Linked DNA regions of Homo sapiens: region 2 is linked to region 1. A link is a contact called in ENCODE Hi-C or POLR2A ChIA-PET data. All regions are on one chromosome and are shown on one strand. Each heading gives the region's core, a stretch centred on a gene start or an enhancer-like site at or near the end of the contact. The rest is flanking DNA. Distances are from core to core; before and after follow the strand shown.

Region 1 (4,751 bases), core at 1,345-3,844:
ATATTTCTGGGTTTTGTTCGTTGAGAGACAGTTGCTGATTACCAAGGGTTCCACGGTCTTGGATGGACGTGTTCCACTCTTGGCACACTTATCATGTGCTGGACATAGCCTCTGGTCTGGGTAAATACCACCCTGTTTTGCAGGGAGCCCTGCCCAGAACTTACCTTTTTGGGTATTAGTTGCAAGTATGCCTACCCAGTTTTTAAAATCCTCTCTGATTTTGTTGTATAAACGGGTCTCATTCTCCCTTACAACTTCTTCTCCTTCTACTAACTTTTCGATGTCCTGATTAAACATCTTGATTTTCTGAAAATGATATAAAGTCAATAGTCTTTGCGGAAATCATATGAAAGAACTGGGACCGGCGTTGCAAGGAGATGTCCACCCGCCCACCTCATCTCATGGGTGAAGAAGGGGAAGGGCAGCTGCAGGGCCACCAGGGAAGGATGCAGTGTCACGTGGAGTCCTGCGGAAATCCTCACCTCAATTAGAAAGAACATCTTGTCGGCCTCCTGGCTGGGGATGTCAGCCCCGCAACGCCGCAGCTCCTCGGTCGCCTTCTGGTGGCTCTCCCTTATTTGTCCTTCTAACAACGGGAGCGATTTCTAAACAAAACAATTGCAAACAATCAAACTGCGGCTTAAGAGATTGGCCAACTGATTTCTTTGGTATATGAGTAGGAGCCCTTTAAAGCATCCAGGAAGATCTGGAATTTTTGACCCACCTGCCCCAGCCTCCCAAAGTGCTGGGATTACATGTGTAGGCCACCTTGACTGGTGGAATCTAATTGTAACAAACTTTCCAGGTAATTCTTGTGTGCCTTAAAGTTGGAGAACCACTGGCTCCTTCAAACCAAATTTTCTTTGAGTATGTGCTTCCTGGCTCAAGTAAGTCATTGCTTTTGTCTGATATACAATTTAGCATGGGCCAAGTCCTAGGATCTGGAATCATCTTTGCTCTAAGGGTACATTTAAATCTTCCCATGTTGCTTGGCCTCATTTGTGAAGGTTTAGGCAAGCACTAAAAATATTCGATTTCTCAATAACCGCCAAACCAAAGTTTTTCTATAATCGATGATGTCATGAGGCCCTTGTCTGTAGTTGTCTGCTTTTGAGAATCCATAAAAATGGACTTATTTCTTACAAACCAATTATTTCTTAGAAGTTTGAGGCTAGAAGAAATTTTTTTTTTTTAGATGGAATTTTGCTGTTGTTGCCCAGGCTGGAGTGCAATGGCACGATCTTGGCTCACCACAACCTCCACCTTCCGGGTTCAAGCGATTCTCCTGCCTCAGCCTCCCCAGTAGCTGGGATTACAGGCATGTGCCACCATGCCCAGCTAATTTTGTATTTTTAGTAGAGATGGAATTTCTCCATGTTGGTCAGGCTGGTCTCGAATTCTTGACCTCAGGTGATCCACTGGCTTTAGCCTCCCAAAGTGCTGGGATTACAGGCATGAGCCACCATGCCTGGCAAGAAAAATTTTTTATACCAGGAAGTATTAACAACATATTGAAAAAAGAAAACTTGCTCTCTCAGTGGTCACTCCTTTTTATATTGCTAAACTGTTTCCTTCTCTTCTTTTTCCCCCCTGTTGACCAATTCAAACATTTGTTTTAATACTATGTACTTGTTGCTTCCCCAATTTGGAAGTTCTTCCAGTGAGCCTGTGACAGTGAGTGAGACAGTGTTCAGAGGGTACTTGTTTGCTTGTTTGGACAGATCAGTGGGGCATCTTAGCCAACTCCAGACCAAGAGAGTGACTTGGGCATGCTGTATTGATGACTTGTCACCCAACCCACGTGGCTCACTTGGATATGCATGATGAGTTCAGTGGTAAGTCTTTCTGCCAGTCGGGGAACCGTGGCTGACCCCTCCTCCAGGAGAACTCTGAAATGAGACAGACATTCATGCATTCAGGAAGGACTTGTGTACCATCTTGCTAGTACCGGACTTTGTGCGTGGTAGGTGAGCCCAGCTCCCCGGGGCAACACGTGCCATCAGAAAAGCCAAGTGGTGCATAAGAAAGACACTTGCCACCAGCCTGCACCCAGGCAACTGTGGGCCAGGAAGCTTCCTTCCCTCCTCCCTTTCTATCATCCCCACAAACTCATGAGGTAGGTCATCTTAGCTACAGGAAAACAAACCCAGCCTCATGGAGATTAAGTGAGTTGCCCAGATTAGTATTTTATTTCTCATCACAAAAGTATATATGGTGCTTACTAAGTGCCAGGCACCAATCTAAGGGCTTTATAAATATTAACACATTTAGTCATTTAACAACCCACTTTAGAGCAAGAAAGGCTGAGACACAGAAAGGTTAAGCAGCTTGCTGCATTTGCTTGCTGCAGCCACACAGCAGGCAGCGTGGCTGCAGCATGTTTGCCAATAGCAGGAATTTAGGATGAAGCACACAGGATTATTCCCCAGCACTGCCAGTGCCTCTTACTGCAAGGGACGGCTCCCAGCAAGCAGGCATGCAAGGATTTCAGATTTCCCAAAGACCTTGAGAAGCGGTTTGCAAAGGGAGGTCCCTGGACTGGCAACATTAGCCTCAACCAGGAGGAACCTGTTAGAAGCAGGAAGTCTTGGGCACCTCCCCCGGCCTCAGGGCAGAGCAGGACAGAGCTAGCACAATTTTAAGGAACTCTCCAGAGAGTCTGCTGCTCACTCAGCATGGAGAACCATGGGCCTGATTATTTTGAAATCTTCTCCCAGCTCAAGGAGGAGAGTTTTCTTCTCCTCATGTCCTCCAGTGCTATTGGAAACAGTATGTTTCATCCACTCAGAGCAGGAGCAGAGAGGAAGAAAGAAGGAACCGGGTGGTGTTTACTGAGTGCTGGCTGTTGGCGCTCAAGACCTTTGTGTATGTCGTGTTACGTAATCCTAACCACAATCTTGTGAGGCAGTAGTAGGATCCCCTGGAGAAGATGGGAAAGGCAAAATTCCGAGAAGGTGGCCCATATTGTAAGATCACATAGTCAGCAAGCCGTAGACCTACTCGGCCCAAATTCAGTTTTCCCATTAGCTCTCCTTCAAGCAGGAGTGACCTCTGTGCTCCTGGATCATTCAGGAACAACAAGTTCCAGAATGAAGGGGAAAAGTGCTCCATTCAATGGGAACAATCCCAGCGTCCTACAAACTACAGAGTCTCTATAGGATAATTTCTATTTAATAAAGCCAGTTATTATTAAGTTTCTATTTAATAAAAACAAGTGATATTCTGGCAAATGACTGTGGGCACTGGAGGCTCTAAAAACACGGAGAGTTCCATCGAGCAGGTTTTCCTGTGTGCCGTTTACGGTGGTACACACGGGTTTCTGGAAGTTAGGTGCTCTGTGTTCAGTCCTGTTCCCATTCACTATTTGTTTGACCTCATTATTCTTATCCATGGAAATGGGAGAAACTTCACCTGCCTTATGTATCTCTTAATATAAGGACTCAAATCAGAAAGGAAGTGAAAACATTTTGGGAAACCAAAGAGTTCTACGCTTTATGTCATGACACATTCCAGTTTTTAATCAGCACCATCATTGGAATCTAAGAAACAATAATTTGTCTAAATAAGCCAAGAAATCTAGCACAAAAATCAGGTGAGGCTAGGTTATACTACCTTGTGTAATTTGTGCATACACTTTGGTCATGATCTGGGCCAACTCTTGCAGATGGGCTGGCTTTCATGGAGTCTAATTCCAGAGCTTTCCTGAAGAGTCTCACCTGAAATATGGATGTGTTTGAAAGAATGTAATTTCTTTCTTGGTTGCCTCTGCCAAGCTCAGCCTGTTTGTGATCTCCTGCTGGCCCCGGCACTTCACAATCATGTAGCCCTTCTTGAGGGGGTACGTGAGGTTCCGCACCACATTCATGACGCTTTTCTCAGTGCCCCTGTCCATTAGATCTGGTTTGGTCAGGATACCTGTGAGATGGTTAAAGAAGGGAAATGGAAAGGTCAGTGATCCCCTCAAACAGGTTTGACTCCTACTGGACTATGGGCTCCTTTTTTGGCCAACAAGGTCTTCTGCAGTCTTGATCCTCCAGTGCCTCATTCCATCCTCATTCCCTCATTGCCCCTCTTCTTTGCATTTCTATTGGCTCGCTATCTCACCCTCTCACTCAGTTCATTCAGTGTCCTGGATAGTTGACTTAACAAATATTTCGTGGATGCCTACTGGGTGCCCAGCACTAAGGCAGCATGCATGGTTAGAATGGACTGGCTCCATGCACCATGTTTCCAAGAAATGCCTTGTTCCCTACTGAGGGGAGTCCCTCTCTAGTGTCTCCTGAACAGACTCACTCCGCTCCCTCTTGTGGGCACCTCCTCTGATCTCCTCCTTCCCACTTTCCTCTCCCCCTCCTCTGTCCCCACTCCTTCCTGCTTGCACTGGATTGAAAACTTTGAATTCCAAGTGCTCTTTTTTGTTTATGTTGCTTGAGTGTCAAATTGCCACTGCATTTCTTGTTTGTGTATGTTGAAAAGCACTTTTCTTTCTTCCTTCTTTCCTTCCTTCCTTCCTTCCTTCTTTCCTTGCTTCCTTCCTTCCTTTCTCTCTCTCTCTCTCTCTCTTTCTTTTTTGAGATGGAGTCTCGCTCTGTTGCCCAGGCTGGAGTGCAGTGGCTCACTTCAACCTCCGCCTCCCCGGTTCAAGCGATTCTCCTGCCTCAGCCTCCTGAGTAGCGGGGACTACAGGCATGTGCTACCACGCCCAGCTAATTTTTGTATTTTTAGTAGAGATGAGGTTTCACCATGTTGGC
Region 2 (4,727 bases), core at 732-3,231, 50 kb after region 1:
GGCACACATGCTTCTTGAGAATGTCACATTTCTAGTTAACCATTGGACATCCAGAGCCATTTTAGGCCCCAGTTTGGGGCACAGAATTCTACTTCTCAATTCTGGAAAGCCCTTGTGCTTTGGGGTTCAATCTCAGGCTCACACTCAGCCAATACAATTTTCGGCTATTGCTCTGCCCCTTGTTTAGTGACCACAAAATAAGGTGGAGAGAAGTTGCTGAAAGATGAAAGCAAATGCCAAAACTGCCCCCTTTTCATAATCAGAAAAGTCCACATCAAAAAGGAAAAAGAAATGTAAAACAATACTGCCACTGCAAACATTAAGATTTAGAGGAAGTGACAGGAGGGTAGACAGGAAAGTAAACAGTTAAGTTTAGATTGTTCTAAGTGAGTTAAGTCAGAATTTTTCAAAGTATGTGCCAAGGAACTTCAGTTTGGTAAGATGCTCCATGAAAAAAGGAATCTGATAAATTTGGGAAATGCTGTGGTCAGTAGCCCTGTCTGGGAAATTCACCACACAAATAAGCACTTTGAAGGTTCTTAGACATTCTGCAGCAAAGACACAGGTTTGGTTTACTTAGTAGGACACACTCTGAGAGGCACTGAGCTACATCCACTTCTAGTACAGTATTGAATGTGTATGTGTGTATTTCTTTATTCTTTTCCTCTTTTTTTTTTTTTTTTTTTTGAGACAGTCTCGCTCTGTCACCGGGCTGGAGTGCAGTGGTGCAATCTTGGCTCACTGCAACTTCCGCCTCCTGGGTTCAAGCGATTCTCCTGCCTCAGCCTCCTGAGTAGCTGGGACTACAGGTGCATGCCACCATGCCTGGCTAATTTTTTAATTTTTAGTAGAGACAAGGTTTCACCATGTTGGCCAGGATGGTCTCGAACCCTTGACCTCGTGATCCGCCTGCCTCGGTCTCCCAAGTGCTAGGATTACAGGTGTGAGCCACTGCGCCCAGCCTCTTTTCCTCTTTCTATAGGGAAATTATCTCAATTTCCTTTCACATTGCTGTAACTATTAATGCCACCCTGGGTTTAGGCTTTCTGTCCGGAGGTTAGTTTGTCTGTCCTAATTATGGTCAACAGTGGCTTTGTCTTGATTCCTTGAAATACTCCTTTGATTTAGGTTCTAGTACTTCTGTGGTTAGTGATTTAATTTTTTTTTAAAGAAATGCCATCTATTTTGTCATGATCTTTCATTCTTTTTCCTTAGAGAAGTACTTTGCTCCTGGACTTTCTGCTTGTCCCCAGAGGATGTCACTGAGAGACCCTGGCAGCCTCTGCCCCAGCTGGCTTCTCTTGCCCACCGCTGTGACAGACCTACACCCACTCACCTTGTGCTTCCGTCGTCATAGGTCACCATGAAGAGCAGGGATTTTGGAGCAGCACTCTGAATAAACTTTGTCATCGGTCCAGAGTTATCTATTGGGGGATGCAAGTCAGTTTTAGGGTCTTTGCTGTTCACTGAGGCTCTGCCTTGGGTGCTGGGCTTCCTCCTGCACCTGCATTCTGTGTCCATTCTGAATCCTTGGGGGTCCCAGCGCTCGCTGCTCAACCCTGCAGATGGTGTGCTAGCTCTGGACGTGTGAACATTCACTGGGGTACCATAGGGACTATCTGAGGTGAGTGGCACAGCGTAGAAGGAAAAGAACCTAACACTTGCAATAGGTGTTCAGGGCAGTAGTGAAAGGGGGTCAAGATAAGGAGCTTTTTTGACCAACAAACAAGAGAAGTGGAGCCCCTGGTAGAAAAAAAAAACCCTCCTTAGAAATGAGATCACCAAACTCTTAACAAGCAGCAGCCTGTGTGGCACAGGTGGAGTGTTCTCTGTAGTCACTGATAAAGGGCCACACCCACACCCACACCACGACCACTGAGCAGAGTGGCCTTGCAAACACACCGACGTGTGCAGGAGAGAGACTCCCACAGAACTCAAATACGAGACATGTGGACCGTGGGCAAGTCTGTGCCAAGAGACTTATCTATGCCTTATAAAATAAAGGTAAACCTCAAACCCTGTTACTCACCGCTGCGGCTCATTATTTACTGTTCTGCTTAGGTTAACTGCAGAGTACAACTGTGTCCTTCTTATTGGGTGGGTGCAGGCGTTTTCTATTCTTCGTCTTCACTATCTTTATAAAAACTTGTTTTTGAAAGTCTCATTGATATATAAAAATAAGAGGGGATAGTATATCCTGGCCAACAACTGCAGTCAAGAGTCAGTGCCTAGAAAGGAGAGACCATCGAGAAAGACTGGGCACCCGTGGGTTCCGGGAATGCTTGCCCTGAGCCCAGCAGAGCACTGTGAGTCACCAGGAGTAATCGTGACAGCTTTCAAAGGATGATGATATTTAGGGCTGGATGCTGGTGGCTTTATTTTACATATAATGTATTTGGCTTTTTTTTTTTTTTAAAAAAAAGGCTTTTTCTCTTTCTTATTATATCATGAGAGCTAAAAAGAGAAAGACTGAGGAAAACTAACAGAAGAAAAGACATTTCTAGATGATGCCTTCAAATGTTCTATGAATTCAATTAGAGTTTAAGAGGATCTACATAAGACCACTCTAGATTACTCAGGAGAGCTGCTGGCGTTTTTCTAGTAGACAAAATAAAAATGGTTGACATTTTTCTTTGTGCTTTTTAATCTTAATTTTCTGTTTAAAATTCATTTGAATTTTAACAGAAAAAATTTTCTTACCACCTTCATACATATCAAAACATCGTGTTGCTGTCACATTCCCAGTTACATCTGAAAATAAAAGAAATGGTATTTTAAAAGAAAGTTCACAGAACTAGGGCGCACTTGTGGCACCAGGGCCTGGGGAAGGAAATATTTCTTCCCTGTCTATCTCCAGCAAACACCACTGATGTAATGACCCAGCCTGCAGAGACAGGGCGGGCCCCTTGAGGAGAGTCCCCAAAACCAGGTCAAAGGAAAGTGCTGGAAGCTGTGCTAGAACTTTCTTCCAGTTTGCTTTGGGTTACACCTGATGGAACACTAATACCTCCCCCACCCAACTCATCTCACAGAAACACCAGAGACCCCTCACTCAGGCCCACCCGCCTCATCCCACAGAAACACCAGAGCCCCCTCAGCCAGGCCCACCCGCCTCATCCCACAGAAACACCAGAGCCCCCTCAGCCAGGCCCACCCGCCTCATCCCACAGAAACACCAGAGCCCCCTCAGCCAGGCCCACCCGCCTCTTCCCACAGAAACACCAGAGCCCCCTCAGCCAGGCCCACCCGCCTCATCCCACAGAAACACCAGAGCCCCCTCAGCCTGCCCACTTCCTACTTTACAGCCTCCTTCAGGGCTGTCAGATTGGGAGCATTTTATCTTCACTTCCACAGCCCTCACGTCTCGGGGCTATGCGGCCCACTCACTCACAGGGACGTTGTGGGAAACCCTTTCCTTCTCCTCTGGGCCCCTCAAAGGCAACTGTGAGAGAGCTTTATTCCAGACCTAAGAGAAAGGCCAAGTTTTGTTTCCCACGAGGTTGCAGTGGCTTTTATCACACAGAAGGATGAGATGGTCTATGGTGTCAGCCCCTGAGCAGACACTGGGACTCTGGGAGCAAATGAGAGGCTCAGTCCAGGACCACAGGCTGCACCCCCTTGGCGGCCCTTCTGGTGTTAACCCTAACTTTGGCCTATCCCTCTGTTTTTTTCTTTTTTTAAAATAAAGTCTATATTTGGTTTTCAGTTGTTTATTTGTTGTTAGAACCACAAATAATCTGTGAAGTGAGACTTGTAAAAATAATTGAGTATATAATCTTAAAATGCATTAAAATACAAACCTAGACTAAATCACGCGCAAAAGTCTCGAAAACCCAAGGTACCTTTGAAAATCTGACCAGAGAGCTTTTAGAGAAGTTTAAAGAAAATGTTTAGTAACTTACAGTTGACAATGGCAATGTTTATTCCTCTGGCAACATTTCCCAGCTGTTCTCCCATAAGTCTGAAATGGAGCTAAGCATTAGTCAAGTACCAAGAGGCGTGCGACTCTCCCCGCTCCGCGAAGTCTTCGCCTGACCAAATGTCAGTCTCATCTGCTGTCCCCCACCTTTTCCTTGAAAGTCTGCATTCGCCTTGGTGCAGCTCCCGAGACCGCCACCCCCATGTTCATCCACACACATCTATTCTCAGTGTCTACAGACTCAGTCCCTCAGGGGACCTGGACTCTCAGGGGACCTGGACACTGCATTCAATCTTATAATTTAGACAAATGGCTAGGGGGAAGAAAAACTAACATTTATTTAGCTCAGGCTCTTCACAGATGCACTTTATTGTTAATTTATTATCTATTTATTTATTGAGACAGGGTCTCACTCTGTCACCCAGGCTGGAGTGCAGTTGTGCAATCGTGGCTCACTGCAACCTCTGCCTCTCGGGCTCAAGCAATCCTTCCATCTCAGCCTCCCAAGTAGCTGGAAGTACAAGCGTGCACCACTACAACAGGCTAATTTTAAAAATTTTTTTGTAGAGACGGAGTTTTGCCATACTGCTCAGGGCGGTCTTGAACTCTTGGGCTCCAGTGATCTGCCCGCCTCAGCCTCCCAAAGTGCTGGGATTATAGACATGAGCCACCATGCCTGAGTATGTCACTTAATTTTTAACCTTTAAATTGTAGAATATGAAATGCCAAATTCAAGAGGATTGTGCCCTAAAATCAGGAAAACTAAATGACTTACCTGGAGATGGTAATTATTGCTGAAGATCACAGA

What was found. Hi-C counts contacts between places; a loop is a spot of excess contacts on that map. ChIA-PET counts read pairs that join two places held with the same protein, here RNA polymerase II (POLR2A). Pooled maps may share reads with other maps.
Region 2: a loop to region 1 is called in a pooled map, with 1.8 times the contacts of the local background. The contact joins two enhancer-like sites. A Hi-C loop is called at or near these places in 3 of 168 maps with a recorded cell type or tissue (CD14-positive monocyte and breast epithelium) and 5 of 50 pooled maps. POLR2A ChIA-PET finds 5 or more read pairs at or near these places in 1 of 52 experiments (common myeloid progenitor, CD34-positive).

Annotation. Positions count from the first base shown.
Region 1 is chr21:41,394,751-41,399,501 of GRCh38, reverse strand. It overlaps MX2 (MX dynamin like GTPase 2), which reads right to left. Exons shown (of 14, transcript NM_002463.2): 7 at 3,717-3,915; 8 at 1,811-1,889; 9 at 483-605; 10 at 165-306. Among named protein-coding and RNA genes, the nearest start is that of MX1, 29 kb to the left of the region's middle. Within about 2 kb of position 2,594, at least 11 of the 41 ENCODE cell types and tissues checked have a DNase peak (open chromatin) inside an H3K27ac peak, as active enhancers do.
Region 2 is chr21:41,343,710-41,348,436 of GRCh38, reverse strand. FAM3B (FAM3 metabolism regulating signaling molecule B) reads right to left here. Exons shown (of 8, transcript NM_058186.4): 4 at 3,903-3,961; 5 at 2,701-2,751; 6 at 1,337-1,424. Among named protein-coding and RNA genes, the nearest start is that of MX2, 16 kb to the left of the region's middle. Within about 2 kb of position 1,981, at least 4 of the 41 ENCODE cell types and tissues checked have a DNase peak (open chromatin) inside an H3K27ac peak, as active enhancers do.